3 separate regions of the Homo sapiens genome follow, and all the other regions are linked to region 3. Evidence: chromatin contacts called from ENCODE Hi-C or POLR2A ChIA-PET data. All regions are on one chromosome and are shown on one strand. Each heading gives the region's core, a stretch centred on a gene start or an enhancer-like site at or near the end of the contact. The rest is flanking DNA. Distances are from core to core; before and after follow the strand shown.

Region 1 (4,236 bases), core at 1,640-4,139, 120 kb before region 3:
AAAAAAAGAAAAAGAAAAAAAAGAATTTTTAAAAATTAAAAAAAATATAAAGTAAAAATGTTACAGTAAGTTGAGGTTAATTTTATTATTGAAGAAAGAATAGTATTTTTTATAAATGTCGTGTGTTTATGAAGTCTATGGTAGGACAGTCGTGTCCTGGGCCTTCGAATTCACTCCCCACTCCCTCCCTGTCTTGTCCGGTCCTGCAAGCTCCGTTCATGGTAAGTGCCTACATACCGTCCCATTCTTTATCTTTCACACCATGTTTTGACTGTATCTTTTCTTTTTTCTTTTTTTTTTTGAAAAGGAGTCTCACCCTGTTGCCCAGGCCAGAGTGCAATGGCACCAATCTCGGCTCACTGCAACCTCCGCCTCCTGGGTTCAAGTGATTCTCCTGCCTCAACTTCCCAAGTAGCTGGGATTACAGGCACTCGCCACCACACCCAGCTAATTTTTGTACTTTTAGTTGAGACGGGGTTTCACCGTGTTGGTCAGACTGGTCTCGAACTCCTGACCTCAGGATCTGCCCACCTCGGCCTCCCAAAGTGCTGGGGATACAGGCATAAGTCACCATGCCCGGCCTTGGCTGTACCTTTTCTATGTTTAGATACACAAATGCTTACCACTGCGTTACGGTTGCTTCCAGTGTTCAGTCCAGTCACTCGCTGCACGGGTTTGCAGCCTGGGAGCCAACCGTGCAGCCTGGGTGTGCAGCAGGCGCTGCCCTCTAGCTATGCATTAAGCACATTCTACGGTGTTCACACAACGACAAAACCCCTCATGACGCGTTTCTCACAACATTTCCCTGTCGTTAAGTGCTGCACAGCTGTATGTGCACAGGCACTTTAGTGCTGATTTATAGTGGGTATCTATACAGTACGTTCTGGCATTCATGTAGTTAAGCTCTATGAAGTCGCTGCCAGCCCTGACTTAGTGAATCTGGAACCCTCGCTCCTGGGGAAGTACAGGGTCAGGTTTCTGCAAGCTTCTGGGAGCATTTCATTAACCAGCCATATGTAGCCAGGCTCGAGGGTGTTTCCTGTAGACACCTTGTGGAGTGCACACGGTGGTTACATTAATGCTGAACTCCAGGCCGGCACCCTGTCTCCCAGCCCCAGTGAGGCTGCCCTGCCCCTGGTGTTTTCCCCAGAGGCATATCACCTCACACCCAGGACACCAGACAGCTCCTCACTATGGCACATGGGGGCATCTTAAATGGGAAATCACCAACAACAGGCATAAAAACGTGGCACTACATAGACCAAGAAAAGGACATTAGTTCACAGTATGGGTTGAGGCAAGAAGGCCTTGTGTGGCTGGGCATGGTGGCTCATGCCAGTAATCCCAGCACTTTGGGAGGCTGGGGCGGGCGGATCACAAGGCCAGGAGATCGAGACCATCCTGGCTAACACGATGAAACCCTGTCTTTACTAAAAATACAAAAGTTAGCCAGGTGTGGTGGCAGGCACCTGTAATCCCAGCTACTCTGGAGGCCAAGCCAGGAGAATTGCTTGAACCTGGGTGGTGGAGGTAGAGGTTGTGGTGAGCTGCGAGCGCACATTTGCGCTCCAGCCTGGGCGAAAAGAGCAAGACTCCATCTCAAAAATAAAAAAGGCCTTGTGTGACTTCAGTTGGGAATATGCATGTCTGTGACTCAAATTTGTCACCACTTTGTACGTTTCTGCAAACGACCTTGAAAGCACCCCAAGTATTGATTTAGGGTCACCAATAAATTTTAGTGAGTAGGCGAATTTGCAAATAGAGAATATGTAATGGGAATAGACTGCATATTCATTACATGCATTTTATATTCATTATCTATAGTTTGGAGTTGTGGTACACGCATGAATATCTCTAGCTATTGCTTCAGGGGCCAGCCCCAGTGTGATGTCCCCCTCAACCCACCCTGCCTTAGAAGCCCAATCTGACCCCCACCATGGGATGCTGGGCAGTTAACTGGAGTCAGGGGGCTGCAATGAGGGTGTGTGAATCAGATCTCAAAAATATCTATCGCACTTCGGCTCTACAGCGATTTCTCTCTCAGGGTCACTGTGTGACCTTGGACAAGTTACGTAGACTTTTTGACCCTAGTTTTACTCATATGCTAAGTACAGATATTCATAACATCTTCCCTTCTGGGTTTGTGGTGAGGCTTCATGAGTTGAATTAGGATGTGCTTAGAGCTGTTCTTGCTATGATTGTTCATACATGCACATCCTCATATCCTAGGCCCATTCTTCCGGGAAGACACACGTGGTCCTGGTTGTCTCACAGTGACTGTCCCAGTGGCGGGCACCCGGCCATCAGACCCTCAGCATTCCACCTGCTCACACAGGAGGGCCAATGCCTACCAAGCCCCTCCATAAGCACATCGGGGTTCCTCTCCCAGGGGCTCTTCCATGGTTGCCTACCTCTGCCTCACCTGCCTGTGGCCCTGGCTAATGCTGTGGTCCTGACACATAGCTATCCCCACCCCAAGCTGGAACTCTGCTATTGTACCTCTCCCAGAAACCCCTGGGGGCCTGCCCTTGCCAGTGAAATAGGCAGGCGTGTTGCCTTCCCTCTTGCTGCACTTTGCTGGGTGGGCCACGGCAAGGATGCCTGAGCCTTGGGGCCCCCAGGCGTGGAGCAAGCAGCCGTTTCTTCCTTGTGGAAGCAGCGTGGACACTGCAACCCATGAGGCCACCATTTCAGGGCCATGCATGCAGGAATATATACAGCGTGTGTCTTCTGGGTCTGCAGCCACTCGGCACTGGCTGGGAGGGAGCAGCCCCACCTTCCTCCAGCTAGTGGAGGGACCAGGCCACAGGGAGGTGCAGCCTGGCCACTGCGCCCTCTCAGTAACTAGCAGCAGCCCAGGGGCCTCCAGACAGGCTGGGCAAGGACTGGTTCCCATGTGCAGGACCACAGCTCCCTGACAGCCTCTGTCTCCTCTGACGCCCCATCTGTCCCTCCAGCATCTGTCCCGCCCCACCGGCCTATTCCCCGAGTCAGCCCATCTCTGCAACAGAGCTTCCCCCACCTCAGCCCCCTCTCAGGTCTGTGTAAAGAGTGGTGGGAGGTTTTCAGCACTTTCCTGGGAACTTTCTCAGCTTCCAGGGAAACCAGGGGAGGGAGGAGTAGCCCCACTCCCGCTGAAGGGCTCTGATCTCAGCTCCTGCCAGGCCTCCAGCAGCGCGGACACGGATGAGCTGACACCATCGCAGGACGGCCGCCAGTTTTCCACAGGGCCCAGTGGCTGCAGCCTCTGTGTTTGTTTTCTGTGATCCAAAGACTGCTCAGCACTTAATAATTGTTTGACTTAATGTGGCGCAACCAGAAATGTGGCTTAGAGGAAGGAAGGGCCCTCTATTCAACCTTCCGAGCGCACAGGGCTCATTAAGGTGTTTTCCCCTAAAGAACCCTACAGGCTAATGATGCTCCACAGCGCCCTCTGCTATCCATGCTGGGGACAGACTCTCAGCCTTCCTGCAGCCCAATGGGCAAGTGGGTTCGGCTTCGGCATCTGACAACACGCAGCTTCCTGATGTCCAGAGAGAGATCTCAGTGCCTATCACACGTTGCAAATTGCCCCGTCATTTCATCAGTTCACTGTGTTCACATTAGTAACGCTGATGATGGCAATGCTCATGCCTTGAGATTTTTTTAAAAATTAGTTTCTCGGAGGTATAATTCACATACAATAAAACTCACCCATTTTAAATGAATCAGTTCATTGAGTTTTGACAAATGTATACAACTGTGTAAACACTACCACAATCAAGATGTAGAACATTCATTCCCTCCAAGAAAATCCCGTCGTGCCCTTTGCTGTCAATAGCCTCTCCCTAGCGCCAGAAAACCAAGAATCTGTGTTTTTTTGCTTTAGTTTCATTTCTTCTAGAATTTCAAGTAAGTTTAATCACACAGTGCAGACAGTGCACAGTCTTTGAAGTCTGTTTTCTTTCACACAGCACACAGCTTTCTTTGAGATTCTTCCAGGTTGTTGCACAGAAGGGTGGTTCGTTCCTTTTCATTGCTGAGTAGTATTCCACAGCAGGATACACTGCAATATGCTTACCTATTTACCAGGTGATGACATCTGGATTATTCCCAGCTTTTTACTATTATGGGTAAAGTTACTATGAACAATTATGCACATGTATGTGAAGGGATTTGGGTAAATGCTTGAGGAAATGCCTTTTTTCTTGGAAGTGTAGCTATGAGTGGATTTCTGGATAGTACGGTGTTATGTTT
Region 2 (4,399 bases), core at 1,071-3,570, 110 kb after region 3:
CCTGCTGGATCCCACCCACGAGTAAGAGCCCTCCCAGGAGGGCAGCATGGCCGTCCAGCAGGACTGCTCTGCATCCCGGAGTGGACCTGGCCAGGGACGCAGGCGGGCGCCAGCGTTCAGGAGTGTTTCCTGGGCCCATGTTTGCAGCCTCCCCGGGGCTCTCTGAAGGCAAATCACGCCTCTCCACTGGATAAATGAGGAAACTGAAGTTGAGGGTGAGGGATCCACCCGGGGGGCTACAAAACCCGGGCTTGAATGCAGGGCTTGGTTCTCATAGGCCTCAGATTAATCCATCAGGACTCTGGGAAAATGGGACAATTTCCCCCAGATTTGTGCTCAATGTGGGACTTGGTGCTGGATGCTGTCATCGACTTGCAGGACATTAGGCGAATGAGAAAAACAGAAGACAAGGTGTGGGATGTTAGGAAGCAGGACAGCACACGCAGTGTCTAAGGAATATTCTCCCCAGGGAACTGGTCTCGGCTGCTCCTTCCAGCTAGAAAGCCCTCAGCAGGGGCTGGCAAGCCAGTGGCTGGGCGCCTCTGCCACGCCTGTGTCCGGGCCGACATTGCTAATCAGTCACTGCATTTTAGGTCCCTACGTGGCCTCCTCCTGCTGCTCAATTCAGCATCCCAGGTATCCCCGACCCACTCATCAGAACTGGTCCACAGAAAAGACTGGGGGCCGATACAGCAGGACTAGAGCTCAGCGGCCCCCATCGGGCCTCTCTGCAGCTTCTCTGGGCTTCCACACTGTCTCGGGCTCCAGGCCACACCCTCTCGGGCTCCAGGCCACTGGGGAAGGAATCCCTCGACCCCGGGCTGCATCCTGACTTCTGTGGGCCCAAGGAACTTGGCCTTCATGGACCCCTGCACCCCTCCACTTAACAATCTATCAAAAATTACATTTTATAATGGCATTTAGATAGAGATGAGTGTAATCCAAGCTAGATTCATTGTTTTATGTATATTTACTATCCTTCTATTAATTTCTTTCTTCTGATTTTAAAATAAATTGAAATGAAAACATTTCTGTAGGCCCCTAACATTACCATAGGTCCTCAGCCCTGTGCCTATGGAGAATTGGGCTTTGCCCCACCCCCAGATTCTCGGGCAGGGGGTCTTCCCAGAGTCGGCAGGGGGGTCGACACGTACCCTCACAGGCCCGGCCTGCGCGGGAGGGGGTGGCGTCCCTGGTGGTACGGCACTGGCAGGTGTAGGAGCCCTCCAGGTTGATGCACCAGGCAGCCGGTGAGCAGTCGTGTTCCGCGCTGTCCACACACTCGTCCCAGTCTGCCAGGGGGAGACACAATCAAAACCCATGAGAAAACAGCCAAAGAGTGATCAGAAGACAGACCCATGCTGGAAGGAGTCCTTCCTAGCCGTCTTTGCAGTGAACGGCCGGGAGCAGGGGCATTTTGGGGCATCCGTCCAACACTCTCATGACAACCTTACGGCCTGCCTGTGCCCACCTTCACATTGGTTGGCTTATTTGGGGGCAAAGATTAGGAAATGTTCATTCCTTAAATATTAGCACCCATGGGTGTGCATGTAGCCCTCTCTTCTTTATTCTGTTTCCACACCCAAAACTTGAAATGTTTTCTCCTCTCTCTTTGATGTGCCAACATTCTCCAATACTTAGTGTCTCAACCAAGAAATAGGAAAGTAACTGAGCCAGGGGTGGGGACACAGCTGAGTATAACGTGAACTTTCCGCATGGGGGGTGGGGGTCCAGCGGAGTATAACACCAGCTTTCCACGCCGGGGGTGGGGGTCCAGCGGAGTATAACACCAGCTTTCCACGCCGGGGGTGGGGGCCAGTGGAGTATAACATGAGCTTTCCACACCGGGGGTGGGGGTCCAGCTGAGCATAACACCAGCTTTACATGCCAGGAGTGGGGGTCAGCCTGAGTATAACATGGACTTCTCTCGTGGGGGGGGTGGGGGTCAGCCTGAGTACAACATGAACTTCCCACGCCGGGGGTGGGGTCCAGCGGAGTACAACATGAACTTCCCGCGCCATATTCTAGAGCACCCGGGTGTCTCCACAGGTATGTCCCTCCTCCTGTGCCCAAAGACTTGTGATGTCATGTCACCGGGGGGCCCGCCTGAGGGGAATGAAGGTGAGGACAAGGACAATGTAGCTCCCATGGGGTGGCTGAGCCGAGGTCGTCAGGGCCAGGCCCTGCTGGAGGTGACAGTGCCTTCTGCGCGTGCTTCTGTAGAGCTGCGGGTGGAGGTGCTCGGGAACGAACCCACACCCGGCATGCCAGAGAAGTTCCAATTCAGGTGGAATTTAAGCCACGATGCAGGACCAGTTCAGTTCTGGGCAAAGAAAACCCTGCTGCTGAGTGCTCTGAGGCTCGTTTTGTGGGTTTTTTTCTGTTGTGCTTCCTGCGGTCTCCACAGAAGCAGCTTCCCTGGAGAACAGCAAGCTCGTCAGCTGCCACAACAGCTATGCCACCACCCTAGCATGGCCTGGGGGCTGCCTTGCCATCAGAACACTGCTGGTGCCAACCCACACCTCTTCCTGGGGTGCTACTCAACCTCCAGCCTACAGGTAACTCTCCTGGGGGTGCTCCGGGTTGGGGTTGGAGCCTAGGCTGGCTGGGCTGCAGTCCACGGAGGACAGCAGAGGCACCAGGCAAGACGCTGGCTCAAACCACCAAGCACCTGATGTCTATTTTGGGGCGTGGTGATTCACCTAATCTTCACTCCTCCGTCCCCCCAGACAGCTCCCAAGCGAGCTCAGAGGAAGGCGCTGACAGCTGTATTTAGTCTTGCATTAAGCCTTGAGGCTTGCCGGCCCTCCAGTTCAGAGGAAGAGGCAGGTGTGGGAGCAGGAAGAGCTGCCAGTGAGCCTCTGCACCCTCCCGGGCTGGCCAGGCGAGGGCGCAGAGCCAGCGAGAGCCCAGGGCAGGACGCTGCACACTGCTCCCACTGGCCCCGCAGCTGGGACAAGGGCTGAGCCCTCTCCTGGAGCAATGGGGGCAGCTGCTTCAGAGACTCCCAGCCCAGGTGCCCCTCCTGAGCTGGCCCCACCCAGAACAACAAGCTGGAGAGGGTCCAGGAGCAGGTACAGACCCCAGATCTCCTGGGCCACCCTGTCCCAGCAAGGTGCAGGCTCCTCAGTTGGACCATGAGCTGTCTTTCAGGGCCCAGGGCGTCCTCCAGAAGTGATGCCCCTCGGACTCTCCTGGGGGCGTGTGTCAGATTCACACTGGGAGAAAGAGGGCACAGAGCACCTCATCCTAATGCCACCGCAAATGGACGCTGGACAAATAGCGGTACCCGTGAACCTAAGGAAAGGAAGCAGCCTGCAGTAGGTTAGCCTGGCCAGCAGGTGAGGGGGATGGTGACAGCCCTAGGCCAGGATCCTCACTCACGGCCCTTCTCTCACTCTGCAGAGGGGATGGAAAGGGCTCGCGCAGTGGCGAGGCGGGTGGGAGCAGGCAGCAAACTGGAAGCTTTGGGGAGCTCAGCTCCACCTACTCTGGCCCCAGGAAAAGCGGCGTTGATTCCAGAGCCCCAGAAGACCCACAAGGCCTCTTACGCAGAAGGATGCCGGTGGGAGTCCTGCTCCTCTGGCTAAGGTCGGTGCAGAGGGTTCACAGCGGTGCCTCATAGAAGCCCAGTGATGACCCTCACTCTAGAACAAATGCACACTGTATGAGAATCTCTCCTGAGAGCAGATGTTGGGAAAGAGAAGGAATAGGGGCCGTGCTGTTAGGAGCAAGAGATTGAATGGAAATGATGTGAGGGGTTCAAAAAGGAGCCCCGTGAGGCGGAAGGACCAGTGGGAACCCAGGGGTTGCTAGGAGACCTTCCTAGATGAGCTCTCATCCAAGATATGAAAGTTAATCCTGGAAGAGTTAGCCCTGAACGCTGGAGGGGCCATCAGAAATGCACTGTCGCCATGCACAGGCACTGGGCTAAACCCACACAGGCATTGTGCCTTAATTTACTCCATCGCCATAGGAGGTGGGATGTTGCTGTAATCTCATTCCACAGATGAGTATACTGAGGCCCAGGGAGAGGAAGTCATTTGTGCAGCATCCCACAGTGAGTGAGTGTCAGAGCTGGGATTCCAACCCGTTCCGCCTCACTCTAACCTCTTCCTATGGGGCAAAGTGAGCAGGAGGTTTGGCCGCCGCTGTGAGGGTGCAACTCATAGGCGCGGGGGGCGGCTCAGCCTCCAGGCCTCCCAGCACATGGTACGTACCTCCTGGGGAAAGACCGAACACATGGCCACCTACACAGCCCACCGTGACTGGCGCAGGAAACCCCAGGCCCCGGGATGGACGGCCTAAGGGTAAAGATAAGGTCACGACAACCTGACCCCTCCACGGGCGAACAGCGCCTCATCTATCGGGGTTGGGACATGTGGACGCACCGGCAGGG
Region 3 (4,141 bases), core at 742-3,241:
GAGAGGAAAATAATTTTCAAAATAAAATAATGTTCTCCAAAACAATGAGCCCAGCCGTTACTGTCTCCACGTGATAACAAGACAGTTGAGCTCCGGGGGCATATTATCAAATGATAATATAACATTTTTTAAAAACTTGGTATTAAAAATCTGTACCTTAAAACATCGGATTCATTATTTTTCCACATGTCCATTATAGGAAAACCCACACCAAGCCACCTTTGCAGCTCTAGAAGGAATTCAAGAGTTAACTAGCATCTAATACAAGATCTATAACTTTCTCTACCTGCAACTAACATCAATAACCTCCTTAATTTTCCATGGTCAACCTCATTTAGAAATCCTAATAGATGAACAAGTGCAAAAGGCAGAATTCCCAAGTGTTGCCCAAAGATTCAACCAGAGAAAAGCAAGTGTCACCGGGAGGGAAACGGCTTTTCCGTTTTGTTCACTGCCTCTTCTACGTAGAAGCCACGCAGGGAAGGCAGGGCAGCCCAGAGAGGCGAGTCAGCCTGCGGGTCTCCCGCTCGGGCTCTCCCCTCCTCCACCCACCGCCTGGCCATGTCTGCGGCCCCATTCTATCGTTTACACAAAATCATTATATAATGAGCTGGCGAGGCTCCGTATGTTCTACAGTAACCTGTTTGGAATCATAGGATGCAGTTGTCACAGCGGAGCATGCGCAGAAACCTGGCTATTTTTTTTTTTTCTCTTGAGCTCAAGGCAAGAGGTAACTGTCGGTCAAATCCTGCTGAGCCCTGCTGACTTCAAATACAGGATGCTAAAAATGAAATACAGGGGAGGGGCGGGGTGAGCCCCGGAGCGTGCCATGCACTGTGGGCTTACAGCCTCGGGGAAGTAATATCAGGGTAGTAACTACACAGATACACGGCGTGGAATACGGAAGACTTTCCATTTGTACTTTAGCTACCTCTACGATGTTGGTGTGCTGGGCGTAGACATGAAGGGCGCTAGGATAAGGTGAGGTGGGTGGCTGGGGGCCTGATGATTGGTTTGTTGTTTGTTCCTAATGCCAGAAAACCAGAAAGGGAGATTCCTGACCACCCCTGGAAACAGCACTTACAGTAACTGTGTCCAGCAGTGAACTCGCCGACACCCCGCCATCCCTCTCCGGAGCTCGGGGAAGTGAAATGCGCATCCCTGTCCCCACCGCGTCTCTCTCTCCGGCGCGCGCAGAAAGGCGGCCGGCAGGAATCCGGGCTTGCCCCTCGCGGGTCTCCCCGGGCCTTCGCCGCCGCCTCCCCGAGTGGGTCCGGGAGAGGGTGTCCCCGGGAGTGCAGTCGCAGGCTCCGGCTCTCTGGGGGCAGCTTCCTCTTTTGTTCCCCCAGACCTTGCCTGGCGTTCCTGGGGATGGCGCGAGAAGTCCCCGGTCCCCAAGCCCACAGCCGCGCGCGCGGGGCTCCCCTTCTTCAAGTCCCCTCTTCCCTCCGGCCCAAGCTGCGGCCCCTCCCCAGTCCCCAGTGCGCTCCGGGTCCCCAGCTCCCCACGCCCCCCGCCCAGAAGCCATCAGGTCAAGGCCATCGGTCCAACTTGTAGGGCAACTCGCTGCCCCCGCCCCACTCCCGGCCCCTCCACCTAGTCCGTGCTCTCTGCCGGTGCAAGGGGCATCCCGAGGCTCCAGGTGGCCCTGGCGGAGGGGCAGGGGCAGCGATCGGAGCCGGGCGCCACTCTAGGGTGCCCTGGGTCAGCGCCCAGAGGACGCGCTCCTGGGAGGGGTGTCAGGTCGAGCTTGCGAGTCTTTGTGTGTTTCCTGCTCTCCTTGAAAATAAAACCGTTCCCGGCGGACGAAGGATGCGCTCACTCACCATGGCGGTGCCGACCGAGAAAGCGGCCATCAGACAGGCCATGCCCCGGGGGCGGCGGCGGCGGCGGCGGCGGCGGCGGCGGGGACGAGGCTTGAGCTGCGGGGCCGAGGCTGCGCTGGCTCCCGGCTCAGCCGCTGCGCGGGGTGCGGGCTGCGCTTGGGCTCCGGCTGGGATCCGGCTCCGGCTCTGGTTCCAGCGCGCCCGACCCCGCCCCGAGCGCGCGATTGGCCGGCACCAAGGGGGCGGGCGGGCCGGCAGGTGCGCGTGCTCTTGTTTTGCTCCTGCTGGGGGCGGCGGACCAGGACCCCTGAAGTGCAGGTTCCGGGAGCGGCCCGAGCCGAGGCCTCGCAGGCGGCATGGGAACCCCCTGCCACCCCGGAAACCCCGGGTCCCGAACTCGCGGGGGCTGGGCCAGCACGGGTGAGGCTGCGGGGACACCGGACAGACGCCGGGGTTCCCAGGCTCGGAAATCCACTGCCTCCAAGCCTCAAGCGGCTGTGTGATGGGGTCGAAGAGGGGGCGTCCAGGGAGGGAGAGTGAGGGCCAGGGGGCTTCTTTCTTGCTGCTGCTTCTTCCCTTCCCGCCCACCCCACCCCGACGGTGTTGGGCAGCTCTCTGCCAGGTAGGAGCTTGAGGACTAAAGAAGAGATAACCACTCCAACGCCCCCAACAGCACCGGTGTGGGGTGACCCCTGGCAGTGAGGCATCGTGTGCACTCACACATGTGACATTGCTGTGCGCCAGCCATGGTGCTAAGTGCTGGGTTACAAAGGGGTGCTGAGTGAAGATGCCCAGGCCTCTGCCCTCTGTTCACCCCCGAACAAAAAAAGAAAAGCCTCATTTTCTGCAGACAGAGGTGTTTCCAGAGCCATGTTCATGGAACTGTATAAGGAATAACACCAGGGCACACTCCCATGTGGCCCCAGGCTGGAATATCAGATGGTCCAGCATCTCTAAAGCCCTTATTATATATAAGTGGGGCCATTTCCTGGTATCCATGGTGACAAGGAATTCTTTACTCCCAGTCTCAGGCCCTAATGCTTTTGTTCAGTTGTTTGCATGTTGGGACGAAAAACAGGAATGCATTTCTTTTCATTTCCAGCACACCTGGGTCCCCCCTCCCAACCACACCTCAGATGAGCCAGGTCTCTCTCTTTCTCCTCACCTAGAAAGGAGGCACAGCTTTTTATGCCAGGCAGGTGGACTTCACACCCACAGGTCAGATGACTGTAACCAAATTCAGCCGCTCAAATCGAAGGAGAGAAAGGAGACACGGTTATGAGTTTAAGTGGGAGGCCTTGCCTTTGTCTGAATGGTGTTGTCTCAAGAGTCATCCAGCCGGGCGCAGTGGCTCACACCTGTAATCCCACCACTTTGGGAGGTCAGGAGATCGAGACCATCCTGGCTAACATGATGAAACCCCGTCTCTACTAAAAATACAAAAAATTAGCTAGGTGTGGTGGCGGGCACCTGTAGTCCCAGCTACTATGTAGGCTGAGGCAGGAGAATGGCATGAACCTGGGAGGCGGAGCTTGCAGTGAGCCGAGATTGAGCCACTGCACTCCAGCCGGGGTGACAGAGTGAGACTCCGTCTCAAAAAAAAAAAAAAAAAAAAAAAAAAAAAAGAGTAGATCCATTACCTTGATTTTACACTTGGCTGAAATGAGGAAATCTGACTGCTGTGTTTACCAGGTGCCACTGCCCGGGTGCCAGGCCTTGGAGGCTGTGTGGTGCCTTAAACATACACTGCAGGGAGGCCAGCAAAGCTTGAGTGTGTTGGGAAGAGGATTCAGATCCACAAACCTAGGGAGTGTTTACGCCAAAACACAGAGAGGAAAGTGCCTGATGGCTGGAGATGGGGACTGGTGCCCAGCCCTGGGACCCATCTCGCTCCAGGAACAGACAGGCCCTGGAGCACGAGAGGAGGCACGGAACACAGCCGGGGAGGAACTGTCCATGTGGCCAGGGCAAGTGAGGGTGCCTGCAATGACATAATTTCTGTCCAATATCCATCCTCCTCACTTCCAGGAATGTGCCCAGAATTTCCTTCTAGACATTCCCCCTCTTCTACCCCCACCCAGTTCTCTGCCCGAAGATTTATGCGGGATTGATTCACCTTCAGCTCGAGAATAGGCAATTGGCTTCAGCCGGTGGATGGCCCCCATCCAGCCTGGCCATCCTGGCTGGTCCGGAACTGGAAGTGTGAGGCAGTGCTTACTGGGCTGCTGGGAATGGCCAGGGGGATGGTGTGTGGAGCGTGAGGATGAAGTCAGAGAGGGAAGATGCTATGCTGGGCCCTTGTTGGCTTTGGCTGC

Evidence for each region. A loop is a pair of places that touch in the nucleus more often than their neighbours do. ChIA-PET counts read pairs that join two places held with the same protein, here RNA polymerase II (POLR2A). Pooled maps may share reads with other maps.
Region 1: a pooled map shows a loop between it and region 3 (2.3-fold over the local background). The contact joins the enhancer-like site here to the promoter of ABCG1 in region 3. A Hi-C loop is called at or near these places in 6 of 50 pooled maps. POLR2A ChIA-PET finds 5 or more read pairs at or near these places in 3 of 52 experiments (WTC11 and activated naive CD8-positive, alpha-beta T cell).
Region 2: a loop to region 3 is called in a pooled map, with 2.1 times the contacts of the local background. The contact joins the promoter of UMODL1-AS1 here to the promoter of ABCG1 in region 3. A Hi-C loop is called at or near these places in 1 of 168 maps with a recorded cell type or tissue (gastrocnemius medialis) and 2 of 50 pooled maps.

Annotation. Positions count from the first base shown.
Region 1 is chr21:42,337,220-42,341,455 of GRCh38, reverse strand. No RefSeq gene overlaps it. Among named protein-coding and RNA genes, the nearest start is that of TFF2, 12 kb to the left of the region's middle. RefSeq lists enhancers at 1,005-1,074, 2,268-2,397, 2,903-3,598. Within about 2 kb of position 2,889, at least 11 of the 41 ENCODE cell types and tissues checked have a DNase peak (open chromatin) inside an H3K27ac peak, as active enhancers do.
Region 2 is chr21:42,106,455-42,110,853 of GRCh38, reverse strand. It overlaps UMODL1-AS1 (UMODL1 antisense RNA 1), which reads left to right and starts at 2,320. Exons shown (of 2, transcript NR_027243.1): 1 at 2,320-2,558. UMODL1 (uromodulin like 1) reads right to left here. Exons shown (of 23, transcript NM_001004416.3): 10 at 1,155-1,292. RefSeq lists a silencer at 2,781-3,075 and an enhancer at 3,052-3,171.
Region 3 is chr21:42,216,990-42,221,130 of GRCh38, reverse strand. ABCG1 (ATP binding cassette subfamily G member 1) reads right to left here and starts at 1,991. Exons shown (of 15, transcript NM_016818.3): 1 at 1,827-1,991. The coding sequence starts at 1,868. It overlaps LOC105372814 (a long non-coding RNA gene), which reads left to right and starts at 861. Exons shown (of 3, transcript XR_937748.4): 1 at 861-981. RefSeq lists an enhancer at 551-1,082 and a silencer at 2,013-2,282.